Linked DNA regions of Homo sapiens: region 2 is linked to region 1. Evidence: chromatin loops called from intact Hi-C (ENCODE). Cell type or tissue: B cell. All regions are shown on one strand.

Region 1 (5,000 bases):
GGTAGTAATAAGATCAACAGGAAGTCTGAACAGACAGGACCCAGGGCCGTCCTGGCCATCTGGGTAGCAGGAGCTTGTCAACAGCCTCTCGGGCCTGCCACGGGAGTGAGAGAGTGCGCTGGATCTGCTTCTCATATCCTTACATCATTTCGCTCAAGATTCACTCCCCAAGGGAGTGAAATTCCTCTAAAGGGAATTGATTAAATTGTTCCCTAAAGGAAGGGCATGGAGACAGAGTCACTAGAAACCTGAGAGTATCGAGGAAAGTCTCTATCACAGTCATAGTGATAGTGTCATTTCCCCGTGGATCATTGACACATCAGTCCCAAGTATCAAGGTCCGGAGAGAGCAAGTCAGGTTTTCCGATGATGTCGCTCTGCTGTTCTCCCCGGATGGCTCCATAGAGGGCACCTGAGGCCAGTGCTGGTCTGTGGATGGCGTTTTCCCGTGCACAAGTTTGAGACAGCGCTGGGTGCTGAGGAAGTAGGAGGCTGGGTTTGTTGAGAGGATTGAAGAGGGTGGCAAGAAACTAATTCAGGGCAAGTTAAAAAGTGACGCGGAGGTGCAGCACTTTGGATCCGAGTCATTGCAGCTTTCAAGATGAATACTAGCCCTGTTCTCAGAAGGTTCCTGAAGGCCGTCTCAGACCTCCTGTATCAGAGGGGAAGGCTTGGGGTGGAATGGGGTCGCCTGAAGCTGCACCTGAGTCACAACTAAAGAGCTTTTCCAGGTTTCCATCTTACTTTAAGTTTCTGTTCTGTAAGTTTAGCCTAAACCATCATTCACCTTCAGGATCAAAGGAAAACAGGGCTTGGTCAGGGTTCAGCTAGAGGCTCCACTCTGGTCCTCCACAGCAGGCCCGTGGTGTACTGGAAAGAGCCCCAGTTGGGGCCGAAAGACCTCAGTTTATGTCCCAGCTCTGTTCCCTGCTTATTGAACTGGTCCCCTCTGAACCTCAGTTTCCTCCTCTGTAAACCAGAGATAATGATACTTACCTTCTAGGCACATGGCCGCCTCAGCCTCCCAAAGTGTTGGGATTACAGGCGTGAGCCACTGCACCCAGCCCCCAATATTTTTTAATACATTCATATTCTGCTTAAATAGTCTAGATTTGGCTTGTATCTGAGACTCCTGAACAAGATAGGATGAGTTTGAGAAAAATTTAAGATGCAGAGACCAAGGCTTGGTGAGGGGTGAGCAAAAGAGAGCTGTTTAGGGTGGCTCCAACACTGCCGTCTCTTGGCTGTTCCATCCATTCTGTCACACAAGCCAAACAGGCGCTAGGTCCCTTTCCCCGTCTCCTCCAACCAGGGCTCAGTAAACAAGGTCTGAGCCCGAGCCTCCAAGTGACCTGACAGCCAGGTCTGTAAGATCACCCTTGAGGAGCTCAGCCAGGCTGAGGGGTAGGGGAATGGGGGCATCAGTGTTTATGAACCTTGAGATCAGCGTTAGGACTCTCCCTCAGGAGAATCTGATGGCTCCAAGTTTAACCCAGTTTCTGTCTTCTCCCCTGTCCTTTTCCTCTAACCCCGCTCCCCTCCTAGTTGTGTGTGTCTGGAGTGTGTGCATTCAGTTATATAACCGCTTTGGTCTCTTCTTGTCCCCAGATTGCTCTTCTAGACATCGATATATGTGGGCCATCGATTCCCAAGATAATGGGATTGGAAGGAGAGCAGGTAATAGCCGGTTACAGAACTCAGGAAATTATTCTCTTAAGGCAAACTCTGTAGCACTGAACTGTCAAACCTCAACAAAGAGGCATGCGGAGCCCATAAATGTTTTTTTGTTGTTGTTTTGTTTTGTTGTTTTTGAGACAAGGTCTCACTCTTGTCGCCCGGGCTGGAGTGCAGTGGTGCAACCTCAGCTCACTGCAACCTCCACCTCCTGGGTTCAAGCGATTCTTGTGCTCAGCCTCCTGAGTAGCTGGGACTACAGTGGTGTGCCATCATGCCCAACTAATTTTTGTATTTTTGGTAGAGACCAGGTTTCACTACGTTGGCCAAGCTGGGCTCCACCTCCTGACCTCTAGTGATCACCTGCCTCAGCCTCCCAAAGTGCTAGGATTACAGGCGTGAGCCACCGCACCTGGCCTGTAAATGTTTATGTGGACATGAGGAGCTCATACATGCTCAGTAGTCCATCTGTCTACTTTTAACAACAACTGTGAGTCTTGGCGGGGGAGGGGCGGGATTGTATATGAAGTCTGTCTACACCATTGGAGAAGCATTGGTTTCGATGCCTCCTCAGAGGGGAAGGGAAACAGCCAGTGAAATGCAGAAGTAAGACACGGAAATTTAGCTCTGACTGGGAACATTAGACCAGGGCTTGCTATGGGTCTGTACCCTGGAAGCAAGGGAATATTTCTGCCCTTGTGGTCTCCCCTGGGGAACTGAGACTGCAGGGCGGGTGAGCGATGTGGGCTGGGGGCAGGGCTGTAGCAGTCTATGTAGTTGCTGGCCTCTTCTTGCTAGCAAGAAGCTCTCCAAGAGAGGATTCCCCCAAGGGCAGTGCATGGAAGCTGGGGCTGGGGGTGCTGGGATGTCCCGAGAGTCTCAAGATTGGTTCTTTCTTTAATTAGTGCCAGGAATGCATTAATCCTGTTTTGGGGATGCAGTGGTGAACAAGGTCCATGAAGACCCCTGTCTGGGTGGGAGAAGGCAGATGCTAGATAATGTGAAACCAACCCAGAGTGAGGGGATGGACAGTAGGGCAGAGTCAGAGGGGCTGAGGGGTGGTCAAAGGTGCCCTCACTGAGGGATAGCATTTGAGCAGAGGATGACAGGAGGGGAGAGCTGGGGGAAGGGCATTCTGGGCTAAGGGAGCAACTGCATGGGCCGCTGACACAAGGTGTCCTTGTGTCCTCAGTGGAGTGACCAGAGGGGCTGGAGGGTGGCCCGAAGCAGATGGGGCCGGCCTTGCAGGCACTTCTAAGGCCTTGGGGTTTGCTTCCGAGGGAGTAGGGAAGGAGAGCGATGTCACCCTGTGAGGCTTGGTCACATACCCCAATGGATTTGGTAGCACACGCCACAGTGAAGGTATAAGCTACTGTCATCACACGTAATTATTTCATGAAACAGAAAATTTTAAAATAAAAGAAAATAGAAGTTTCCCTATTTTCTTCTCCTGCACTATTGGATCATCCTGTTTACCCCTCTTTTAAGACAAATGGACTTAGCAAACGAGTGTAAATAGGAATGAATGGTTTTGTGGGGTTTATTTTATTTTATTTTATTTTATTTTATTTTATTTATTTTATTGAGACAGAGTTTCACTCTTGTTGCCCAGGCTGGAGTGCAGTGTCGCGATCTCGGCTCACCACAACCTCCGCCTCCCGGGCTCAAGCAGTTCTCCTGCCTCAGCCTCCTGAATAGCTGGCATTACAGACACACGCCACCACGTCCAGCTATTTTTTGTATTTTTAGTAGAGTTGGGGTTTCACCATGTTGACCAGGCTGGTCTCGAACTCCTGACCTCAGGTGATCCTCCCGCCTCAGCCTCCCGCAGTGTTTGGATTACAGGTGTGAGCCACTGTGCCTGGCTGGGTGTCTTTTAATAGAACTTCGAAGTCAGTCACAGAGGACCGCATGTTGTGTGATTCCACTTACATGAAATGTGCAGAATAGGTCAGTCCACAGTGAGAGAAAGTGGATTAGGGGTCCTGTAAGGCTGGGAGGATGTGAGACAGACTGTGGGGGGTGGTGACAGCTGAGGGGTATAGGGATTCTTCTTAAGAGTCAGGCAAATGTTCTAAAATTGTGGTGACTGGGTACAGTGGCTCACACCTGCAATCCCAACACTTTGGGAGGCCAAGGCGGGTGGATCACTTGAGGTCAGGAGTTTGAGACCAGGCTGGCCAACATGGTGAAACCCCGTCTCTACAAAAAATACAAAAATTAGCTGGGCATGGTGGCGGGCACCTATAATCTCAGCTACCTGGGAGGCTAAGGCAGGAGAATCACTTGAACCTGGGAGGTGGAGGTTGCAGTGAGTCAGGATCACGCCACTGCACTCCAGCCTGGTCGACAGGGCAAGACCCCATCTCAAAAATAAAAATAAAAAATAAAACTGTGGTGATGGCTGCATGCTTGTGACTGTACAGAAAGCCACTCATTCAATGGGTGAGTCATATTGTCTATGAATCATGTCTCAGTAAATCTGTTGAGAAAAGTAAGGCTTCATCAAGAAAATTAAACTTTCAGTGTGCGCTTTGTGTGCTGCTGGACACCTGCTGGGGGGAAGAGGTCTGAATCTTGTTGCCCCAGGAAGCTCCCCTTTGTGGCTGGAGCTGATTGGGGACAGGTTCTGAATCAGCTGTTTCGTGAGAGCTCATTCCCTTCACTCCTGTGCTTTTACAAAAGCCACCTCATTGCTCCACAGGTATCTGCATTTTCTCATCAGTCCCCAGCCGATTTTTATGACTCTTTTAAGATACCTTAGACACAACATCATATTTGAACTTGAGTAACTTTGGTTCCCTATCTAGACATCCAAGTAGAGTTTCCAAATAACCCAGCTTAGGGCACAAAGGGAGTTGAGTTGCATCTTTATTACCCACGCCCTAGCTGTTCACCTCCTTTTAGGAATTTCGTGGTACCATGTAAGACAATGAATTATATTTTAAAAAACCATCGTCTTACTTTGTACAATTTGTCTGTGCATGAAATGTGACCAGGGTACATGATTTCTACTAATGAACATCGGTGCTCATGTTCACACAGGTTCACCAGAGTGGCTCAGGCTGGTCTCCAGTGGTGAGTTTTCACCTCTTTGCCCTATTTTCACAGTAGTGTGTGGTTGTGTGTACATAATGGGTTTGTGGTTTGTTGGTCCATAGGTATTTATTAGGGTACTTTTCGAGGCACAGAGGATGTGATTAAAACCAGTGATTGGCAGGCTTTTTCTGTAAAGTGTGGGACGGTAAAGATTTTCAGCATGTGGGCCTACATTCCTTGCTGTTGTAGCACAAAAGTAGTAATATGTAACTGAACAACCAGGACAGT
Region 2 (5,000 bases), 54 kb after region 1:
CCTGAGGCCAGGAGTCTGAGACCAGCCTAGGCAACTAGAGAGACCCTATCTCTACAAAGAACAAAAACATTAGCCGGTGTGGTGGTACATGTCTGCAGTCCCAGCTACTCAGGAGGCTGAGGGGGGAGGATCGCTTGAGCCCAGGAGCTCGAGGCTGCTGAGGGCTGTGATCATGCCACTGCACTCCAGCCTGCGCCACAGAGCTAGACATTGTCTTTAAAACAAACAAACAAAAAAGCCAGCAATCATATTTTTAAAAACCAATTTAGTGAAGTGAAATTCACAACCCACAAAATTAACCATTTTAAAGTACACACTCCAGTGGCATGAAGGGAACAATTCATACTGTTGTCCCAAACATTTCCATCACTCCAAAGCAAAACCCTGTACCTCTTGGGCAGTTTCTCCCCATTCTCCCCACTCCTCCCAGATCCTGACAGCCACCAATCTGCCTCTGTCTCGGTGTGTTCATCTATTCTGAGCAATCCAGATTTTTAATGTAATCTTTTCTTTTTCTTTCTTTTTTTCAGACAGAGTCTCGCTCTGTCGCCCAGGCTGGAGTGCAGTGGTGTGATCTTGGCTCACTGCAACCTGCTGGGTTCAAGCGATTCTTGTGCCTCAGCCTCCCAAGTAGTGGGGATTACAGGTGCATGCCACCACGCCTGATTAATTTTTGTATTTTTAGTAGAGACAGGGTTTCACCATGTTGGCTAGGCTGGTCTTGAACTCCTAACCTCAAGTGATCTGCCCACCTCAGCCTCCCAAAGTGCTGGGATTACAGGTGTGAGCCACTGCACCCAGCCTAATGTGATCTTTTCTAATTTTAAATTTTAAATTCAAATTAATGTAAAATATCTCCCTGGCCGACAAGAGCATACCGGAGGCTTGGAGTCAGTTGGCTGACTGTCACTTTGCAACTTTTATTCTAAAGTATCTTAAAGTCCAGGGGAGAGATACATCTGTACTTTAATGCAGGGAATCCATGAACATGATTTGTGGCTGTCTCTGAGTCATCTCGGAAGCCGGCTTGCTCCTGTCACGAGTGAAGGGTTAGCAGGGGGCCATGGAACCCCCGAGGCTGGGCTCCACGTGAAGAGGACTCCTCAGGGCTGAAGAAAGGCCCCTGGACGCTTTTTTATCACATTCCGCTTTACTCTCTCAAGTTACTTTGTTTTGATCATTGCTTATATGTTTATTGTCTTCTCCCTAAGTAAAATGTCAGCTCCAGGAAGGCAGGGACCAAGCCTATCTGGTTTTCTCTGTGGTCCCTAGAACTGTGCTTGGCACACAAAGGTCCTTGAAAATGTTTGTTGGTTTAATGAATAAATGAATGAGCAAAAGAATAAGCCAGTGGTTCTCAAAGAGGTGGGCGATCTGGAGTGTCCCCCAGCAATGTCTGGAGACATTTTGGTTGTCACAGTGGGGGCTGCTACCAGCATCTGCAAAACTCCTATGATACACAGGACAGATAATGACCTGGCCCCAAATGGCAAAAGTGCCAACCTTGAAATAAATGAATGATTAAATATTCGGCCGGATGCGGTGGCTCACGCCCTTAATCCCTAGCACTTTGGGAGGCTGAGGCGGATGGATTGCTGGAGGTCAGGAGTTTGAGACCAGCCTGGCCAACACAGTGACTCCTCGTCTCTACTAAAAATACAAAATGTAGCCAGGCATGGTGATACATGCCTGTAATCCCAGCTACTCAGAAGACTGAAGCAGAAGAATCACTTGAACCTGTGAGGTGGAGGTTGCAGTGAGCCAAGGTTGTACCAATGTACTCCAGCCTGGGTGACAGAGCAAGAGTCTGTCTCAAAAAGAAAAAAAGAAAAGAACTAAATACTCTAGGTCCATGCAGTCAAGCTGCCGTCCAAGATAAAACATCAAAGAACCTGGCCAATGTCCTCTCCCAAATGCCTTCCCAGATTATGTGGGTCACAGGTCAGCAGAAATCACACTTCAGATTTTATTGTTTTTTATTTTATTTTATTTTGACAGAGTTTCATTTTGTCACCCAGGCTGGAGTGCAGTGGCACAATCTCAGCTCACTGCAACCTTTACCTCCCGGGTACAAGCAATTCTCTTCCCTCAACCGCCTGAATAGCTGGGATTACAGGCGCCTGCCATCACGTCCAGCTGATTTTTTGTATTTTAGTAGAGACAGGGTTTCACCATGTTGCCTAGGCTGGTCTCGAACTCCTGAGCTCAGGCAACCCACCCGCCTCAGCCTTCCAAAGTGCATGGATTACAGACATGAGCCACCACACCTGGCCCTTCAGTGATTTTGTTGTGGACACAGCTTATGCAATAATTTCATGTGAACAAGAAATATAAATAAGAGGAAGTTAAGCTGCCTTAGATGTAAGGAGTTAATTTCAAAATACGTAATTCCGTGCCCTAATCAAAGAGAACTGAAATTTGTCTAGTTCCGTGATTCTGTGGGTTATTTTCCTTGGTAATCATGGACCTTCCTTAAAATTAAACAATCAGCTCTTGATGGGACCTGCTTATGTGTCATATTTCTATAATTTCAAAATAGATTTTAGAGAGCCGGTGACAATATAACTTTGTTCCCCAAAAGCTCAGGGGACAGGGGTCTGGATAAGGGGTCCTCACTCATTGAGGTGAGCAGAACTCCTGGAAAATCAACAAAGAAAAACTAAAAATCTTCTCCTTAGTGTGTGGGAGCATGATGTGTGTGCATGTCTGTGCGTGGGTACCAATTAGAGATGTGCTATTGTTGATTTCAGAGGATGAGTGCCCACCAAGGTGTCATCAATACTGTCACCTGTGCCCTCTCCTTCCTTGCCCCCCACACCTCCGGCTTCTCTTGGGTCAATGTCACACACAGAAGTATTAAGAGGTGCTTTGAGTTCCCTCAAATACAAATTTCACTTATCCAAATCCAAACCCCAGACAGAGAGGGGATAATCTAAATCAGAGATCTCAACCAGGGGCAATGTGGCTGTGAGGGGACACTTGGCCACATCAGGAGACATTTTTCATTGTCACATCTGAGGGGTTGGAAGCTACTGGCATGTAGTGGGTGGGGGCTGGGGTGCTGCCCAGCATCCTATGATACATAGGACAGCCTCCACCACATAGAATGATCTGCCTCAAATATCCATAGTGCCAAGGCTGAGAAGCTGCTCTAAAGAGTGGGGTCAATTCTGCATCAGCATTTACAGGAGGAACATATAAAGTACTCCCCAGGGTAAGCCTAAGATGGAAGCCCTGAATCTGCTGTTCTCACAGCAAAGCTCACGCTGAGTGTCTCGCCCTGTGAGTATCTGCGCACAATGTAATGTAAGATATGGAGTCTAGAGCCCGATTCCAAGGGTTCAAATCTCCTCTGTTTTTTCTTTTTAGAGGTGGGTTCTTGCTATGTTGTCCAGGCTGGACTCGAACTCCTGGACTGAAGCCATCCTCTCACCTCAGCCTCCCTAGTAACTGGGATTACAGGTGCATGCCACCGTGTCAGGCTCAAATCCCTTCCTTGAAGTGAACAGGTGTGTGACATTGAGCAAGTCACTCAGCTCTCTCTGTTAGCTTCAGTCTTTTTAATCTTGACTCTGAGAAAATGATAGTGCCTAGGTTTGTAATGAAGATGAAATGAATTATGCTAAATAAAAAACCTGGAATAGTGCTTGCATATAGTAAGTGCTGGGGAAGTGTTTGCTATTGTTATTTTTCATTCAACATAAGTTCCCCCAAACAGCAGCCAACAATTTCAAGCGGGGCTCATGTCCAGGACTGCTTTTGTATCCAATGGCAGATAAAGTGATGGCTAAAGACTTCTTGAAAGACAAAAGTTACTTGATTGGCTAGTTAGGGATTTTCAGGGGTGATTTTTACTTCACGTGTTTGCCTGAAGACCTGAGCCCACTAACATGTGATTTCCTGTAGTGTCTGAGACCACAGGACAATGATCTTCTCAATATGACATTCACTAGGCTGAACAAGGACCAACCAAGAAATAATAAGCAGGCTGGGTGCAGTGGCTCATACCTTTAATCCCAGCACTTTGGGAGGCCAAGGCAGGAGGATCACTGAGGCTAGGAGTTTTGAGACCCGGTCTCTACAAAAAATAAAAATAAAATTAGCAGGGTGTAGTAGTGCATGCTTGTATTCCCAGCTACTGAGGAGGCTGAGAAGGGAGGATTGCTTGAGCTCAGGGGGTTGAGGCTGCAGTGAGCCATGATTACACCACTGCACTCCAGCCTGGGCAACAGAACAAGATCTTATCCCCCCACAACTCCCCAAAAGAAAAAGAAACACTGGTCAAACCCCACAAACAAAACCAGCTCTGACAGCTGAGACCAAAATTAGATCTAAGAAATCTGTCTGTGGCAGGAAGAGACTTTCCTACTTTGGGTGGAAATTCATGGAAGCCCATGACCTTTGGGTTCGGAGGAATTCTGTGAAAACAGTGCCTTGAAAGCATAACATAACTTTCCACAGGAAGACAGTTTCCAACTCCAGGAGAACTCCAGTGTGATGGGGTGAGCTGAGAACATGCCTCTGCACAGCCCAGGATGCGGAAGTCACACTCGTGATCAGAATAACAGGTGCCACTTCTGAAGCCCACAAGGGGCATCAGGAGCCCTGCCAGGTCCCCTAAACACATTGTGCACCTCATTTAATCATCTTTTTACAACCTTATAATACAGCCAACATCAACCCCATTTTACAGAAAAGAAAAGTGGGTACCCAGAAGGTGTCATGGTCACTGTTCAAGTTCAAGGTCACTGTGAGTCAAGGGTTAACATCGGGCCTGGGCTGATGGGGGCCTGCCTGGGAATGACCCTGGCCTCCCGTAGCACAGAGGCTCCACGAGGACTGTTGTATCTGCCACCCACTGCCCCTGCACTGGAGGGACTGAGTTGGCCAGCAGGCCTTGGGTCTGGGTAAACAGAGTCATAGAAAAGGTTGGTGGGAAACGGAGGCTACAGCTTCTGTGATTCAAGGTAACCCATAGTGCTTTGGCTCTCGCCTGTGGC

The links. Hi-C counts contacts between places; a loop is a spot of excess contacts. Peaks named below come from ENCODE experiments on the same cell type or tissue, not always from the same donor. Only the 100,000 strongest peaks of a DNase experiment are listed, where the experiment ranks them.
Region 2: a loop joins it to region 1, with 2.5 times the contacts of the local background. A loop is called at or near these places in 9 of 110 quality-filtered maps.

Annotation. Positions count from the first base shown.
Region 1 is chr16:10,751,003-10,756,002 of GRCh38, forward strand. It overlaps NUBP1 (NUBP iron-sulfur cluster assembly factor 1, cytosolic), which reads left to right. Exons shown (of 11, transcript NM_002484.4): 4 at 1,608-1,676; 5 at 4,719-4,751. Among named protein-coding and RNA genes, the nearest start is that of NUBP1, 9.7 kb to the left of the region's middle. In B cell, no CTCF peak of the experiment used is centred here; a DNase peak (open chromatin) is centred at 2,269; H3K4me3 peaks cover 550 bases; H3K27ac peaks cover 1,572 bases.
Region 2 is chr16:10,804,529-10,809,528 of GRCh38, forward strand. The region is part of intron 2 of TVP23A (trans-golgi network vesicle protein 23 homolog A); the gene reads right to left. Among named protein-coding and RNA genes, the nearest start is that of TVP23A, 12 kb to the right of the region's middle. In B cell, no CTCF peak of the experiment used is centred here; DNase peaks (open chromatin) are centred at 2,373 and 4,553.